2 separate regions of the Homo sapiens genome follow, and region 1 is linked to region 2. The links are chromatin loops, found by intact Hi-C in ENCODE. Cell type or tissue: breast epithelium. All regions are shown on one strand. Links, peaks and the distances in the headings refer to the core of each region. The heading gives the core; the rest is flanking DNA.

Region 1 (9,099 bases), core at 271-8,270, 70 kb before region 2:
AAAAAAGGAAAACATTAGTGAAAATTAATTCAAAACATACACAAACTTTAGAGAATACTGCCAGACCAGGCTGTTAGATGACCACAGAGTACCTGTGCACTCTAGTTAGAAGTGACTGTAGTAGATATTGTTGGTGCTCTGCCCTCGGGTCTATTTTCTGTGTTTCTGTGGGCCCTTTTCCCCTCCCCATCCTATGGTATTTTACTTCCAATGGCCTGTACTTGTGATTCTCTTTCAGGGAACTGCTCAGGGGCTACTGGAACCACTTTGCCCACATGCATAGAAAGCCATATGTGCCCACGGTTTATGTCCTCCAGTTCCCCAGGGCAGCCCGCACCCAATGACTGATTGCTGTGGGCATATGAAAGCCCAGATCCCTTGCCTTAAAGCTAGAACATTACTCTAAGGAGTAATGTACATTCCAGATCTCATGACAGGTTAACACTGAGGTTGGTATTTTGCCTGAAATCGCACCCCTACTTGGCCTCCTTCCCTTCCCAGGCCAGCTTCCCACACCCCTATAAGCTTCCCCAGGGAGCCTGTCCTTAACACTTCACTTGTGTACACATTCTCAACTCACGATCTGCTTTGGGAAAACCTACCTAGGAGACTCTCTGTCCTCCTTTGCTCTCCCCCAAATTCTTGTCCTTATGCACATCACATTCCATGCTGATGGCTTCCATCTGTGACACCTGTTTTCGGTCTGGTAACCAAGGCCTTATATAAGACATGTGTTAAAACATGACCATATAGTTTGTCATCCAATTCAAGACACTTTGCTCACGAAAGAGGATGCTATTAATAATTTTGCTCAGCAAAATGTATATCTACCACCCTCATTGCAGGGCTTCAAGTTATGCAATAAGTCACATTGGAGCCTGTGAATGGTGCCAGAGTATAAATCTAAAATACAGATCTTAGAATGGACAGGGATACAGACTGAGCCACAGGAAAGTTTGTTGACCTTTTTCAGTGTTTTTGAGCTCTGAATATTACTAGAGGCCATTGTATCTTTCTAAGAGGTATTTGCAGCAAGTGAGGGTTGGAAATGTCAATAGACAAACCTAGGAAGTTGAAGAGAACCTGACTCAGAAGCAGCTATGCCCCTCTGAGAATCACTCACTGGGAGTATCCACACTGTGCACCATCTTGGACAGAGCATCCTAGACATGAAGAAAGAGTTGGCCCTGCAAGCTCTTAAAATCCTTCCATACCAGCCCCATCTGACACCTTAACTCCCACTTAGGAAGCATACTCACGATTTTCACAGCGCTGCCCAGTATAGCCTGCCAAGCAGGCACACTTGTAAGATCCAGCCTTGTCAAGGACGCACGTGCCGTCATGGAAACAAGGGGATGAGGAGCATGCTGTAAGAGAAAAGGCATCCTTCAGTGCCACTATACATTGAGTCGATGTCTTCAGGCCCAGAGTCTTGACCAAAGTCTTTTAATTCCTTATTAAAGTCTTCTTGCAATGTTTTTTCTTCCCTTTACTGAATTCATGTTATGATTATTTGAAAATGCCTAAAATAGATACTCATTAAATATCAAATGTTGGTGATATTATTTGATGTTTTTGAGGGCCCCAGAAGTATGCTTAACGCTCCTATAGTCTGAAGACCACAAGGCAATGCAAACAAGAACATTAAATTGATGAAAGCAGAGCCATGCTTGTATCTCTCCCATAGGGGTTTCAGCGGACAGAGACATCCTTGGGTAGCTGAAGACCATCTTTTTTCAAATAAAAGCTCACCATCCTGGGTACTGGGGCAATGCAACTGGAAGACAATCATTATGACACTGTTGAAGGTATATTCAATAATTTCCAAACTTACATTCTGTAATCATTAGTCCCTTGAGATGTTGATGTGTTTTACTAAGGGTTCTGAGCTCAAATATGTTAGGGAAATGTTGCTGACATTCAATGCTAATTAACCAGATTTCTTTACTGCAGAACTTCTCAGTTCAATGCCCCAATATACATTGTGAGTTTCCTAATATACATTGTGAATTTCAAGCTTATTTGACCTCAAAGCCTGCATTTTACAAGGCATCCTGGGGACTATTTTTCTACAGAAAAGATTTTGAGAAACATTCATCTGTGTGTTATCCATCAATCCTACATTCATTTATCCCAATGTAGAAGTATATTCCTTGGCTCAGTTCAACAAACCTGTCTTGAGTACTTGCTCAAAACATGACAAGGGAGAAATACAAGGAAGAACAGGATGTCCTATTTACCAGATTAAAACTACTTGAAGAAAAATATAAAACGACTATGACTTGAAGCATAATATAGTTAGTGTATTACGAAGAAAGAAGAGGCAATGCTACAAGACATTCAAAAAAGGGCAAAGCCATAGCTTGTTGGAGCAAGAGAAAAGATTTAGGAGAGGAGGAAGAATGTAGTAGGGGCTATGAAGGATGGATTTTGATGTGCAGGTTGCAGACAGGTGACTTTAGCCAGAGGAAATATCTTGAAGGCAAGTGAACAAACAGGGATGTTTGAAAAATGGGAAGTGGTATTATTTGACGGCATTGATAAAACACAGGCCAGTATTGCCAAAGTTCTCCAGGGGAGGTTGAGGAGGTCATTTCAGAGGAGCAAGACATTCTCCTGACCGTCCCTCAGTCCCAGATTCACAGACTGGCCAGCCACTGCTGCCCCTACCTGGCTTGCTGACTGTCCTAAGCCCCCACAGACACATCTCATGTGGGACGTTGCTCAGCCTATACCTGCAGGGTGTCACCAAGGGAAGAGGATTCAGCCACAGGCTGATCACACCACAGCAGCAAAGCATCAGAACTCCCAGGCCCTGCACAGCTCCACAGGGGGCAGGCACAGAGACTGTAGAGAGCACCTGCTGAGAGTTCCTGTAGGCAGCCTCCTAAAAGAGGGGTAGACCGGGGAGCAGGGTCTCCTGGCCTTGCTGAACAGACAGGACTGAAGAAACACTGATTATTCAGCCACCCACCTTCTTTCCTGAGACTTTCATGTCATACCCTATGAATAAGGAAGTCTTAATGATCAGAATACCATTACGAGTTCTTTTTTAATTCAGTTTTTTTTTTTAAATCAAACTTCAAGCCTGTGTTTATTTTGTAAAACCTGATGCAATCTGATCTCAGAACGATGAGAGTGGGGTGATTGCTTAGGATTAAGCATTTTGTTCAGTTTGGTCAAATCCTACTTCCTAATATGATCACAGCAAGAGTTACAGTCAGGCTTAAAGTTACTCATCAAGTCAATGACATTTACCATTATAGTCTTTTAATACCTATTTTATAGGTGGCAAGTGGAGGGTAAATGTATGCCTAGGGTTGGGCAGCTGTTGAATTCTTACTATGTACCAGACTATGCCAAGCTCTCCATTTGTTCTGTCTCTCAGAGCCTCCTTAATGGAGAAGGATCTACTATTACTCCCTTATCACTCATTAGGAAACAGAGGCCCAGTGGGGTAGAAGAACTTACCCAAGGTCACATAGCTTGATCTGTCAGGGATTTAAAGCCAATGCTCCCAACCATGAGAGGTCACCCTGTGTGAGCTCTAGAGCCGAACAGCTTGGGTACAAATCCCTAGTTCTGCCCCTATATCTGTGTGACCTTGGACAAGTCATTCAGCCTCTCCGTGCTTTAGCCACTGCCATTTGTATAAGGGAGATCATTCCTAGTTCTGGTTCTGAGTGAGTTTTTCTGAAATATACCTTGCTATTTCTTTTTTCTCAGTGTGTAGGCTGTTTCTAAGAACACAGCCTACTAGGTTTTAATAAGGATGAGAGGAAGAAAGGAAGGGACATGGAAAGGAGATATTTATCTGGAGCAAGCCATAAAATGCCACATTTGTCTCCTTGGCCTTTACCTGTGATCTCCTCATAAATGGCATGGAAACCGTCAAAATTCTTGGAGCCATCGGAGTGGAAGAGGACGTGGAGTGAGGATCCTATGCTCTGGATAGGAGCTGGCCGCTCGTTGCCACAGACACGCTTGATGATCTGGCCATCGCGGTTGTCTCCATCACGAACCTCAACATAGTCATACTGGCACATGTAGTCAAACTCCAGGCTCAACATGACAAATCTGTGGGTGGACAGGGTGACGGAGGGAAGCAGATGGGCCCTGGACAGTCCTGAGACCGCTGGGCTCATTCAAGGCCAGATGAGGAACAGGCCTGAGGAACAGATGGTGTCACTGGCCTGATCGGATAGGAAAATGGTCCTCAGAGGTTGGCGAATTTCTCTTAGCAGAGGAGTATGTATTTGTGCACTGTTTGCATGTATGTGCACATGCAAGTGCCTGCCCAGGTGGAGCAAGGTGCCATAATCCATGCAGAGACTCTTTGCATGTGTTGGTCTCTTTTCCAGGGCACTTTTTCCTCCCAGTCTGTGTGGCTGGTTCCTTCCTATCCTCAGGCCTAAGCTTAAATATTCTCTCCTCAAAGAGGCTTCCCTGACCACTCTTTCCAAAGAAGATCCCTTATTTTTCTCATACTGTAGACATAAATTTCAACCTCTTATATTTACCTCCTTGACTTTTTGTGTGTCTATGTGTGGCCTGTCTTCTCCACTGGCCTGCAAGTAACTTGAAGGCAGAGAGGAACACCTGCCTCGTTCCACAGTTTTCACAGTGTCCAGCGCAGTGCCTGGCCTATGGAGATGCTACAGATATTGCCAAATATACGACTGAATGGATACTTTATTGTAATTTTATAGTTGGAGAATGAAAAAAAGCTCATATTGTTTTGCAAGACTAAGTAAAGGGGAAAACAACAACAACAACAAAAAAAACCTCTGCACACTCTTCCGTTTGATGGAAGAATCAGAAGGTAATTATCTTCTAGGCAACGATAATTCTCACCCAAAGAGTAGAGAAAGTAGCACCAAGTCAGAATTTCAGGGGTTAAGGAAACCTGACACATCCATGCTTATCCAAAAGGGGTCTTGGGTTTGAAAACACTGAGATACACCAGATTGGAAACACAGAAGATGACATTAAGCCCCCGATTCCAAGAGACAAGAAAAGCAGCAGCCACATCCCAGGGCAAGAGAGGCAAAAGCATTTTTCCAGGATTCCCAAGGGAATACATGAGTATCAAGTTCACAAAATGTATGTCTGTACCTTCTCCTCCACACTCTGGAGAAAAAATAGAAATAGAAAGGCCCATAACTGCTGCCTAAAATGTTGGGAGTAGGGATATTTCTGCCACCTACAGTAAAAACCCAACATGCCAGCATTAGGGAACACTGGAATATAGTGACAATCAGTATATTGATTGTAAGTGTTCTAAAAGGTACTATTAACAAAGAAATCCAATAACCGAGTTTCATCAGTGTTTACTTCACAAAGGGTTGATCACAGAGCTTTTGGGGTGTAGGTCCTGTGAATCGCATTTTGTACAGCCTGCTCTAACATCTAAGAGGACAGCTGATTTCTTATGCAGATGCCACCATGCACTCACTGTGTGTGTTAAGGAATCAGCTCCTTCTCTTGGCCTTGATATCTTTGTCTTCAGAGTAAGGGAGAAGCTACCACCTGACAGAAGCCACAGTTTTTTCCGAAGCTGAAGAGATAGTGCAACTATATTTGCGTTCATGCATTCATTTGTCCATTTGTTCACTTACTGAACACATATTTCTGGAGGCCAGCTCTGTCCCAGACACTGTACTAGGTGCTGTCAGCATAGCAGTGCCCCAGCTACCAGCTAGGCACGTGCCGGCCCTCATGGAGATTAATTCTGGGTTAGAAGATAGATAATAAGCAAGGAGACTAAACAACAAGGTAATTTTAGAGTGCTGAGTGCCGTGAATCAAATTAACCAGGTAAGAGCATAAAAAGTGACTAAGGTGTTAAGTTTCTGACACAATGTGGTCAAAGAAGCCCCCTCTGAGGATGTGCTAGCTGGGCAGAGGTTTAAATGATGCAGTAGAGCCAGCCTTGTGAAGGTCATGGGGCAGAGTGGTCCAGGCAGGGGAATCTGTAAGTGCAAAGGCCCTGGAGCAATGATGAGGTTGACATGTTCGAGAAACTGAAAGAAAGCCAGGGATGCTGCAAGGTGGTGAATGAATGGGAGAGTGATAGGATCTGAGGCCAGTGAGGGCAGCCTGCGATAGATCTTGTGTGGTAAGGAATCTAGATTTTATTCCAAGTCTATAGGAAGCCTCTGAAAGGTTTCAACAAGGGGATAATGCCGGATTCAGATTTTAAAGGCTCCCTGCAGCCACTCTGCAGAGAGGAGATGGCAGAGCTGGCAGGAGTGGAAGCCAGGAAGCCAGTTAGGAGGGCATGACAGAATCTCAGTGGGAGATGGGTGTGGCTTGAAGCAGAATGGTGACAGTGGTGACAGAGAGCTGTGGATGGACTATTTTTCAAGCAGGAAAATAGACTTTGTGGTGGTCTGGTGGTAGGTGATGGAAAAGGGGCATCAGGGACACCTGCTGGGCTTTGGGGCTGAACATTGTGCCTATGCTTCCAAGTATTTCCATCATTATTACTGTCCCTGGCCAGGTGCTCCAGACTTAACTAAAGGAAAAGAAATCCACACATTTCCATGACTCCCTAAGGCCCTTTCCTGGGCAGCTAATATGCTTCTCAATCCTCCACCGTTTTGCTATTTTAGAATATCCTTTTGCATCTTGGATTTTGGAGAAGCTCCTCAGAGGCCCAGAGGGGACCATTTGTCTTGGTCCCTGAGCTGCTGAAATATTAACATGCAGCATTTAACACCTACCTTTATCATCCCTGCAGACCCAGCCTTGAGCTCAATGGGCGGAACAGTGTGGTTCATCGCTTGTTCCTTGAGCCAGGCTTCCTCTAGGAATTAATGAGACTCATTCCCAACCCCACGTCCTCAGGGAGTGGAAACACAAGCTGTCATGCACTAGTTTTGAAGAGGAAGATTGAGAAGGGGACTTGTTTTGCTGGATTTTTCTAATTCAGGGTACCATGTTGCCCCTCCTGGAGGACAGAGAGACATTCAAGGAGCCAGGTAGCATGTGGTAACCTCTGTGTCCATTTAGCCACCCAGAATATACTTAGTGAAAGCCTGTGCCCTAGAGGATTAGGGATTTTAAATCCGTTCACTGTCACCACAGGGTTAAAATGAGAAGAGCTAAGTGGACAATGACCCTAGCCATTCTAGGGGTGAGTGAGGAAAGCGGGAGGTGTTTTTCATTAGAGAGAAGATACACTGCAATCAGAAGGCAGTTCTTTCAGCATTTATTCATGCAACAAGCATTTATCATGCAACTATAGTGTGCCATGAACTGTTCCAGCACTATGATGCAGTCATGAACGGTTCTCACAAAACAGGACCCTCGTGTAGCATTTATCAATAGTTACAATAAAACAGGATCTATACTTTGGACTGTGGCATAAACAACATTTGCGAAGGCCCTAAAGCTCCATAAAAAGAAATGACTCATCTTCCACACAGGTGAGAGAATTAGTTTATTTGTTGTGGGATGTTTGCTTTTTTCTGAAAGCCCCAATTAAAGGAGCTGTGACAAGCATCAGCCCCAATCTAAAGTATAATTCTTTGAAAATTAGGCCTGTGCCTTTTATTTCTTTACATCCCTCCCATAGGAACCAGCCCAGTCCGAGTAAGTAGGAAACACTGTTTAAGATTTGCGGATGGGTAGATTGCTCTCAGTATTTTGCTTTGTTGACGTTATCCTTGGGTCAAAATCATCTGAGCCCCACGGTTCTAAAGTGTTGATGACAAGCATTTAGTTGGCTGCAGTTTCAGCCAGGCCTTATCCCAGAGAATCAGAGTGGTAAAGAGAAAGGCTCCAATATACAAAGGCTCCAGAGGATCCCAGTGACCAAGAGCCTTCCATCCCATTTCTGTATCCTTATAACCTCAGACTCCTGACTTCTGGCCCCAGCTCCTTACCTTAGTTGGATGACAAACCCAGGTTTAGCATGAATGGTCCATTCACAGTGAGCATTTAGGGGATAGCTTTCCAACAAAATCTGACCCTTTGGGGCTCGCAGAACCTGGCCACATCCTAAGAAAAGAAGAAAAGATTGGGACATAAAAATGGAGGTCAATAGGAAAGAGACTAGAGAAGGTCTCAACGAGACTTTGAGCACATGCCACACCCCTGAGAACAGGATGAATAGGGAAAAGGAAGAAGGAAATTAATGTTTCTCAAGCAGCTGGCAATGTGCCAGGCAATTTACATAGATTAATTCATTTAATCCACCCAACAGCTTGGGAAGGGAAGTGGTGTCCTCACAATTTTCCAGCTGGGAAAACAGATAGATGATCAGAGAGTTAAATAAATAACTTGTCTAGCCGCTAAGTGACGGAGCAAAGACTCAAACCTAACTGTGTTTGAATGTAAAGTTCGAGCCACCCTATCATCCTTCCTCTCCAGGCCTGACAAATGCCAGCCTGCTGCCCCTACCTTAAAAGGCTCAGAAAGTAGACCCTCCCCACAGCTCTACTCACTTTCCTCCACCATCCAGGCAGGAAATCAAGGCATTAATTTATTCTATGAGTAGTTATGTAATAAATGCCTCTTTAATGCATGACAGTGGAAAGGAGAGATGATTTCCAACCAGTTGGACTGGATTGATGATTTTCTCATTCTTTTCTTGCTCCCAACCCCTTTTGTTCAAATAAAGTCCTATCAAGATCACCAATAAAACTCAATGTATAAAAAAGGGGCTCCTGGTTAAAGCAGAAGTAGGGGCCCAAAACCCTCCACCCCGATCCTTACCTAGTCTGCTGAGTTACCTCCAAGGAATCCCTAAGATTTGAAAACCACCGTATTGAATAGTCTTTAAATTAGATCATGTTTTCTAGTGTTAAGATAAGCACAGGTATAGAAAATGCACTGTATTTTTGTACCCAAAAGTTTGGGGAAAATGTCTTGAAGTGGCTCTATGGAAAAATTATTTGGATCATGAAATAAATGATATTCTCTACCTGGGGGTTGCACACTATGATCCTTGGGCCAAATACAGCCCACTGCCTCCTTTTGAAAATAAGGTTTTATTGGAACACAGTGACACCCATTCATTTATGTATTGCCTATGGCTGTTTTTGGACTATCATGGCAGAGTTAAGTAATTATAGCAAGAGACAGTAGGCCCCAT
Region 2 (9,099 bases), core at 731-8,730:
CCCATAAATCATGCAGGTTTCCAGAGGCAAGGCGCTCTAATGGGAGTTAGGTGAGAGGCCCACCTGTGGCCAGGCGGCTGGATGCTATTAAACAGTGGCCCCAGAAGTCCTTGAAAGAGGGTGTATTTCGTTCCTTCCACTCTGGAAGCAATTTACTGTTCATGTCTGCCCTTTCTCTTATTGTGTCTCTCTGTACGTCTCTCTTTCTGCACACATGTTTGTTTCTCATTTTCTTTCACATATTTGTCTCTCTCCCCCTCTATTCTCCTTCTTTTCCCTCTCTCATTCTCTCTTTCCCCTTTCTTTTCCTTGGTTTCCCCTCTCCTCTCTTCTTTCCCCCTCCTGAATTGCAGGGAAGAAAGACTCAAAAACATAAATGAGTCACACCTAACCATCGTTACCCAGGGAAGGGGGATTTTTGAGCCCATGGCTGATGCAGGGACTGCTGCCTTGAGGAGGCATGGGAAATGGGCTGGGAGCCTCAAAGTAAAATTGAGAAGTAGCCCATTTTGTCATTGTCCTCCACTTCCACTCCTTCCCCATTTTAGCATCTGCTCACCCTTTTTGGCATCGGGCCTCCCCTCCAGGCTGCACCCAGGCTTGCCATCACACATGGTTGCTGCTGTCTTTGCTAGTGCTACAGGCTCCAGCTCCCTTCTCCAGCCCCTCTCCCATGCTCATTGACAGAGCCCAGTTCCTCAGGAATTGTCCCCCTTGACTAGAGACAGTTCCTCTAATAAAAGCATCTGTGCTAAGTACCTAGCTCTAGCCCAAAGGAATGACCTCAATGAAGGACATTGCTGAGTCCAGGGTCTGCCATCAACAGAGACATCTTGGGCAAGCTGGTTTTTTGTTTGTTTGTTTTTGTTTTTGTTTTGAGATGGAGTCTGGCCCTGTCGCCCATGCTGGAGTGCAGTGGCTTGATCTCAGCTCACTGCAACATCCACCTCCTGGGCTGAATTGATTCTTCTGCCTCAGCCTCCTGAGTAGCTGGGACTACAAGCGCATGCCACCACACCCAGCTAATTTTTGTATTTTTAGTAGAGACAGGGTTTCACCATGTTGCCCAGGCTGGTCTCGAATTCCTGACCTCAAGTGATCCACCCGCCTCAGCTTCCCAAAGTGCTGGGATTACAGGCATGAGCCACAACACCCAGCCCAGGCTGGCTTTTGTCTGTCCCTGCAGTCACACCACATAGAGTCACCCAGTCTGGTGACAACTTGCTGGCATCAGCATCAATGCACACTTCCAAGTCTCAGTGGCCTCAAGAAAATATCAGTGATATATGTAAGTTCCCTCAAACTCCCTGAGGTACCAAGAGAAGCAAGGCTAGAACTCAGATCTCCATCTTAGCTATCAACTCTGGGAAAATTAACCTTCATCTCTGGGCCTCAGCTTCCTCCTCTGTAAAGTGAAGTGTTAAGCTCTGTGATCTCTAAAGTCCACTAAGCTTCTAACTTCAGTGGGTTTATTCTACATAAAGCTGAGTTTCTCAGGTCTCTGACCTGTGGGTAGCAACTGGTCACCTATCACAGCCATTCCCACACTTCACTGCTCTTTCTCCCATAGGATCCTAGGGAACATCAACGCCCCCATGAGATCTCAGTCTCCTGTATCCCAGCATCCCTTGGAAGTGTCTCTCAGGTGCTCACAAACCAACAAGTCACCATTAGACACAATGCATCCAGTTGCAACCATTGGATTTTTCTCTTCTCCCACCTCACTCACCTATGTTGCCTGCATCTGAAGGCCCCCAGGAGTTGGCAATGCTTGCCTCCCAGCGGCCGTGGATGCCAGTCCTTCACAAGAATGCCAATGTCCACGGCAAGGGTGCTACCTACCACTGCTCCCACAGCTGCTCTAAGTGCCAGCAGGCCGCTCTGGTCCATTCAGAAGTGAGGAGATTGTCCCTCTCCCCTCAGCATCACATGGGGTCACCCAGACCTTCAAAAGGGCCTCCTTGTGCCCTCAAGAGTCACAGAGACTCTTGTGTAAACAGTTTCTCATTCTTTCCTTTAGGAGCCTCCTTTCCACTGGACTCAAATGCATGGCTGACTTCAAGGGCTCCTCCCCATCCCCTGGTTCCTCCGTGTTAAGGGTGGGAGAGCTGTCCTGCAAATCACCTCCTGATCTCCGCTAACCCCCCGTCACTGCTTCTGCAGACATGAATTCCATTTTAGGCTAAAGTTGAGACATCCCCACTGTCCCAAGCGATTCTCAGTATGCCAAACCCCAAGGCCAGGTAAAAAGAAAGAATTATCTTCTCCAATTCTTCCTCCCAATGTATTCTAGAAGCAGACCTGGGTCTCCAAAGAATGCCTGTGACAAAGAGTATTGCTGGTGATTTTTAAAATTCTGTACTGGCTGACAAAGAATAATCAAATTGATGAGGGAATAAAATAATATACAGTTAAAAAAATGCTTTCTAGTGGCCAATGTAGGGGGCCTGGAGGCAAAAATATAGGCTCAATGCTTAGTCTGGAAAATCTACCACTCTATTTTTAGAACCAAAGAAAAGAGGCTTGTATAAGGACAAGGCACAATAACAGCTATTTTTCTCCCTCTAGGAATGAGGATTAAAAAGTGGTTATTAAGAGTCTGGATCCAGGATTCTGAGTGAAGAAACCTGGAATCTAAGCATGACTCTATGATCCGTGCTCCCTGCCTGTAACCCAGAGAGCGCAAGTCAGACCACATACTCCTGTAAGGGAGACATCCATTCAATAATTGATGACTCAATTTCAACCAAGACAATGCATATGACCAGAAGCCCAGACCTAGGCTAAGGGAGCAGGGAAGGCTTCCTGGAGGAAGTGTTGCCAGAGCTGAATGTTAAAGGATGAAGAAGAATTGATGGGATATTAATAGATGGAGTGATACATTAGTGTTCCAGGCATGGGGGAAGCAACACTTGCAAAGGCAGGCTGGGCAGGAACGTGGTGTGTGTGGCAACTGAAAAAAGGCCAGTGTAAACCAAAGCCCAGAGATCAAAAGGAGTATTTTATGAGTGGAGGCTGATAAGTTAAGCAGTTCTCTGTTAAGGACTTTGTCTTTAACTTAAAGGGGGGTGGTCGCCAGCCTGCAAGACGGTGTCTCATAATTTTGGCCTCCTGGTTGTCACGAACCTTGCATGATCCCCTCCCACAGTGTACCAGGGTTGGTATGTGTGACCCATCACAGATGGGAGTAGTGACCGCACATCCCTCCCGAGATTAGTTTATGAAAGACACTGCTGCCTCCATCTGCACTCCCTCCTGGATCACGTGCCTTGCGGGAAGTCATGTCCTGAGCAGCCCTGAGGACAGGCTCCCAGGCAAGGAATGAAAGCTTCCTGACAACAACCATCTGAGTAAGCTGCTGGAGAGAAAAAGCTGTTTTCCCTCTACCCATCTTAGATTCATTGGTTGGCTGGGCTCTGCAAATTAGACTGATAAAAGTCAGATAAACAAGAGAAAAACAAGCAGAATTGCATTAACATGTGCATGACACATACACATGGGAACACCCAGTGAGTAACACAAAGGGGTGGCTAGAACTTGGGCTTATATTGCATCTTAACAAAAGAACCATACAGTTTTAGAGAAGTGATAAGACAAAGGAAAAGGACTTTGAGCTTCTAGGGGTGGCAAATTATGGAAAGGCAAATACATGTGGGGGCTAATGGAAGAGAAGGACTCATTGGTAAGGTTTTTAATGAAGATTTCTCTGGTGCCCTCTCTGGGCTTATAAGGGTCTACTGTTGTCTCTAGTGACTAACTTCTGTCCTTCCTGGTAGGGAGAAGAGAGAGGGCACCTTTACAAACTTACATCGTGTTTCTGGCAAGTAGAGGGAGGGCAGATAACTCTTCTTGTATCTATCTGCTTTTCCTCCTTTGCCTTCAGCTCAAAATAATTCTTAAGCCAAAATGGCATATTTTGGGGTGGCATTTTCTGCTATCCTTCAGAGTCATCTTGGAAATGATGAAATCCAGCCCCAGTCAAGTCTTCAGAAACCACAGCCCCAGCTGGCATCTTGACCGCAACCTGATGAGAGAACCATAAACCCAAGCTGCCCCCAGATCCCTGACCCTCAGAAACCACGTGAGATAATACATGTTAGTTGTTTTAAGATGCCATATCTTAGGGTAATTTGTTATGCAGCAATAGGTAACTAATACGTAAGAGCAGCAACAGAATTAAACTTGCTAACTGTGACTTTGAACAAGTCACTTCACCTCTCTGGGCATCAGTTTCTCTCTTCACCTATAAACAGAGAGGAATAGGCTTGGGTAATAGAATGTTAGCCCAGGAAAGATTTTAGATATAATCTAAGAAGGCCACAAGTCCCTGAGGGCAGAAGAGTGGGCATGGATGGGGACCCAGAATGACCCAAGCTGCAAGGCAGCCGGGAGTGTAATAATAACAAAAGCCTAATATTTATTGGTCACTTACCCTGTGCTAGGCACAGTGCATGCATTATCTCATGTAATTCTCCCATCTAGCCTGAGTTAGGCACTGGATTGCCCCAATTTTACAGAAAGGAATGCGAGGCACAGAAACACTAAGTCAATGACAATCCCATCCTTCCATGCTTCTGAAAGTTGCAAATAAGTTGTTTGGGTCTAGAAGTAACTGCTACTAAATGCAAAGCAGAAATCACTTGCTCTTTTGCCATCCCCTTGGTTCCTCCCCAACACCACCCTCATCAGCATCCTCTAGAAAATCATCCCGACCAGATAATTATTAAAGTGGCCCCATTCTACCTCCTGGGTACAAATTCCAAATTTTCAACCCCACTCGGCCTGGGAGTTTGGAGGTGGGGGCCATAAATGGCAGTGGGATGTGGTGTTGATGGTAAAAGCCAAGCAGCAGCCACACAAGTGCCTTCCAATCATTCATTTCCTGACAAAACACTACAAAGATGGCCATTGAAAATTTCTCCAGACTCATTGGAATTTGGGGTCTTTGTTCCCATGTCTGGAAACACATCAACCTGCCAATTCTGGTAACAGAGTCTACGATGATGCTCTTGGCTTTCATTGTTTTTGGCAAAAGCACTGCTAAGTGCTGCTTTATTTTTTAGTTTTTGTCTCACTTTTCAGAGAAGATAAATCAACTGTAAAAGTGTGTTATGAAAACCAACTTGGCAAGCAAGATCTCCTGGAGAGGAGCAGGGGTAGCTTTATTTTCCATTATCTCAGTGTAAAACAAATAGATTTATCCTTCTTAGATGTTCTTGTAAGGTCATCAGGAGCACGTGATTTAAACCATGGCCCTTGGCCGACTCCAGTACAGAGCATGATCTAATCAGGCCTGGAATTCTCAAAGAAGAAAGGAAGAGAAAAAAATTGGCCTCATTATGAGGATTTCAAAGTTATCTCAGTACAAGGAAGTTTTTCCTCTCTGCCGAAACCTCCTGAGAATCCTCCAAAGGAAGCCTAATTCTTGACATGTTTTTAAGGTTCTCTGTTCCATTCACAGAGTGAGGTTAAATCTGGGCAGACCAGGCCCTTGTCTTCATTCTTCTCCCAACAGGCTCAGACCTTTCTCAGCTTGGTGGCTTTGGTTGGAATGTTAGGATTGAGCAACAGTCACAAAGTATTTAACCTATCTGAGCCCATGTTTCCTCATCTGTATGGCTGCCATCAGAACCCATACTGAGACTTAATTATTTTTGTGAAAATTAAACTAGGTAATTGATATAAAGTGATGAGCACATCGCCAGGCACGTCCCAACGAGTCATTTAACAGAGAAGCTATGGTGTGATCAAGGGTATAAGGATCACAGCTGGACATTCTGCATTTGTATCCTGGCTCCATCACTTACCAGCTACAGGCAAATTACTTGATCTCTCTAAGCCACAGTTTTCTCATCTGCAAAAGGGGGTGGTAATGGTATGTATCTGCTACTTCACAGGATTGTTAGATGGATGATATGAGATAATGCTTAGACTATGCCCAGAACATAATAGATAGTAAGTATGTGGTAGTTATTACTACTGTGACTTCAAAAAGGATGACAACAACCACCACAGCTACTATGACCAATGTGACCTCTCAAGTATTATTTTGGGCCCTTTGATTACTAAGCAAAGCAAATCATCTCTGTGTAACTTAAAAGAAAAGAAAATACATTAGATGACTCTGAGACAACTGAAAGAATCAACAGCTAAATTGAATGGCCAAGGTTTGGAAAGAACCAGGAAGCAGAAGAGCCCCAGATATGTCAGCCACAGGAACTAATGATGGACTCTTTAGGGTGCCACTGTCAGGACCCATCAGCTCCACCAGGTTGCCATCTTTGAGCCACTGGCCAAAGGAAGGTGTACACTCTGACATCCCAACCAAGACCAGTTCCAATGGGGAGGGATAATTATATAAAGGAAAGCCTAGTTGTTACTGAAAGCAGAGGCCAAAATACTGGGGAATCAGAAACAACTGATACCAGCCATAATTATGAACGCGCCTACCACTATTCCTACTAATATTAATATTTATTATAATATAATAGTTGCAGTAGTGCTCCTAGACCAAACCAAGGGTCAGGCTGCTTATTTTCACAGCCCAATAACAAAAATGCAGATGAACTGAGAGAAGGGAGTTTATGTCTATAACTGGGTACAGGGAGAAGGCCTGGAAAATATCGCCAGACCAACTCAAAATTACAAAGTTTTCCAGAGCTTATATACCTTCTAAGCTATACGTCTACATGTAAGTGTGCATTCATCGAAAGACGTAAGTGATTAAATTCTTCTAATCTATAACTAAGATCTGAATCCTGAACACCTTCCTCTGGAGCCTTAGTAAATTTACTTAATCCAAATACGTCCAGGTGCTGGGGTAATTACCCTTATCTTGTCCCCTGCGAAATCATGGAGGTTTGGGGAGTTCCTTTAGACCCCTAATAAGCTTCTTTGTGGAGGCCTGGGGAGTTTCTTCAGACCCCCAGTAAGACATGTTTAATCCTAAACGGCTCCTGTTAAGAGTTCCTTCGTTATCTTGTCATGCTTCAAAGCCCAGGAAAAGCCTAGGCAAAACTCCTGGTGGGCTTTTGTTACATTCCAGCCTTTGTATAGGGGCACTAGGTCTTTTGGCTTTTAATATTTAACTTAACCACTCAGTGCTGAAATAGTTGTTATGGAGGCCTGCCTGTTCAGCCTTTAGGGAGACCTGGCTTACCACAGTAGTTGCTGCTAATATTACCACAGTATTCCCCCCTTATCCTTGGGGAATATGTTCCAAGACCTCCAGTGGATGCCTGAAACTGCAAGTATTGAAGCCTATATATCTATACGTGTGTATATATATATATATATACACACACACACACATATATACATAGATATATATGTACACACACACTATATATACTGTTTTTTCCTATACATTCAAATCTATGATAAAGCTTAATTTATAAATTAGGCACAGTAAGAAATTAATAACAATAATAATAAAGTAGAATAATTATAATAATATAATGTAATAAAAGTTATGTGGGTGTAGTATCTCTATCTCTCTCTCTTTCTGTCACTCTCTCAAAATATCTTATTGTACTATACCAGGTAACTGAAACTGCAGAAAGAGAAGCCATGGTGATATGGTTTGACTGTGTCCCCACCCAAATCTCATCTTGAATTGTAGCTCCCATAATTCCCACGTGTTCTGGGAGGGTCCTGGTGGGAGAAAATTGAATCATGGAGGTGGTTTCCCCCATACTGTTCTCATGGTAGCGAGTAAGTCTCATGAGATCTGATGATTTTATAAGGGGTTTCCCCTTATGCGTGGTTTTCATTCTCTCTTGCCACCTCCATGTAAGACGTGCCTTTCGCCTTCTACCATGATTGTGAGGCCTCCCCAGCCACGTGGAACCATGAGTTCATTAAACCTCTTTTTCTTTATAAATTACCCAGTCTCGGGTATGTCTTTATCCACAGCGTGAGTGTGAAAACAGATTAATACACATGGATAAGGGGGAGCTACCATATTAATTCAAGAAAGGGCAAAAACAACAATGTCAACGAATATCCAACCCTGAACTTCATGAACACTGTCATTTCTAGATAATCAGACTAGCCAACAGGCTGGCACCATTTTTTTTTTTTTTTTTTTTTTTTTGAGACAGAGTCTTACTCTGTCGCCCAGGCTGGAGTACAGTGGCACAACCTCGGCTCACTGCAACCTCCGCCTCCTGGGTTCAAGCGATTCTTCTGCCTCAACCTCCTGAGTAGCTGGGACTACAGGCATGCACCACCACGTCCAGCTAATTTTTTGTGTTTTTAGTAGAGACACGGTTTCACCATGTTGGCCAGGCTGTTCTCGAACTCCTGACCTTGTGATCTGCCAGCCTCCGCCTCCCAAAGTGCTGCAATTGCAAGAGTGAGACACCGCGCCCAGCCCAGGCTGGAACCATTTTTATTTCTCTTTTGGAAAACCCACAGTTTTCCAAAATGCTTTTATCTTTTGGGAAAAGTATAGTTTTCCTGTGATAAAATGAAGACCATCGTTTCTTGTCTGCTTCCTAAATGTCTGACGCCATGCTAAACACTTGATATATTTTATCTCACTCACTGTATTGTGAGGTTGGCTCAGGAGAAAGAATTAACCATTGTTAAATAAAATGTAACGGAAACAATAAAAGCTTATGTTGAAGTCACAATAATTTTTATAATTGCTAATAATTAATACCAAGCTATGATCATTTTTAATTTAGCAATAAAACTTCTTTATATAGTGAGTCGGTCATTCAATTCACCAGGACACACAATTAAATCCATGCAGCTACTTGCCCTGGATCACGCTACGCAGAGTCAGTTGCCTGCGTGAGGAGCAGTTCAATCAAAAATCGATGCCTGCAATTTGGAAAACCCGTCCTTGTGATATATTAGTGGTGAAACAGGAGAAACAGATGCTCATTAGGCATGTAATGTTTGCTGAATTATTAAGTGATTCAATGCAAAGGACTTCTAGATACTGTTACAACGTTTAAAAATTCTTTAGGATTATTGTACGGCCTCTTTTTAAGACAGCATCAACTCTCAGAAATTGAATTGCTGTTAGATTCTTTAGCTTAATCCTTTCAAGGCTTGTATTTGAAACCATTGTTTGTTTTCTGTCTTAAT

What was found. Peaks named below come from ENCODE experiments on the same cell type or tissue, not always from the same donor. Only the 100,000 strongest peaks of a DNase experiment are listed, where the experiment ranks them.
Region 1: it touches region 2 in a loop (25-fold over the local background); 3 of 110 quality-filtered maps call a loop at or near these places.

Annotation. Positions count from the first base shown.
Region 1 is chr11:35,466,742-35,475,840 of GRCh38, forward strand. PAMR1 (peptidase domain containing associated with muscle regeneration 1) reads right to left here. Exons shown (of 11, transcript NM_001001991.3): 4 at 7,889-8,003; 5 at 3,860-4,077; 6 at 1,260-1,367. Among named protein-coding and RNA genes, the nearest start is that of SLC1A2, 52 kb to the left of the region's middle. In breast epithelium, for the core only: no CTCF peak of the experiment used is centred there; no DNase peak of the experiment used is centred there.
Region 2 is chr11:35,536,715-35,545,813 of GRCh38, forward strand. No RefSeq gene overlaps it. Among named protein-coding and RNA genes, the nearest start is that of PAMR1, 16 kb to the left of the region's middle. In breast epithelium, for the core only: no CTCF peak of the experiment used is centred there; DNase peaks (open chromatin) are centred at 3,257, 5,247 and 5,497; H3K27ac peaks cover 3,693 bases.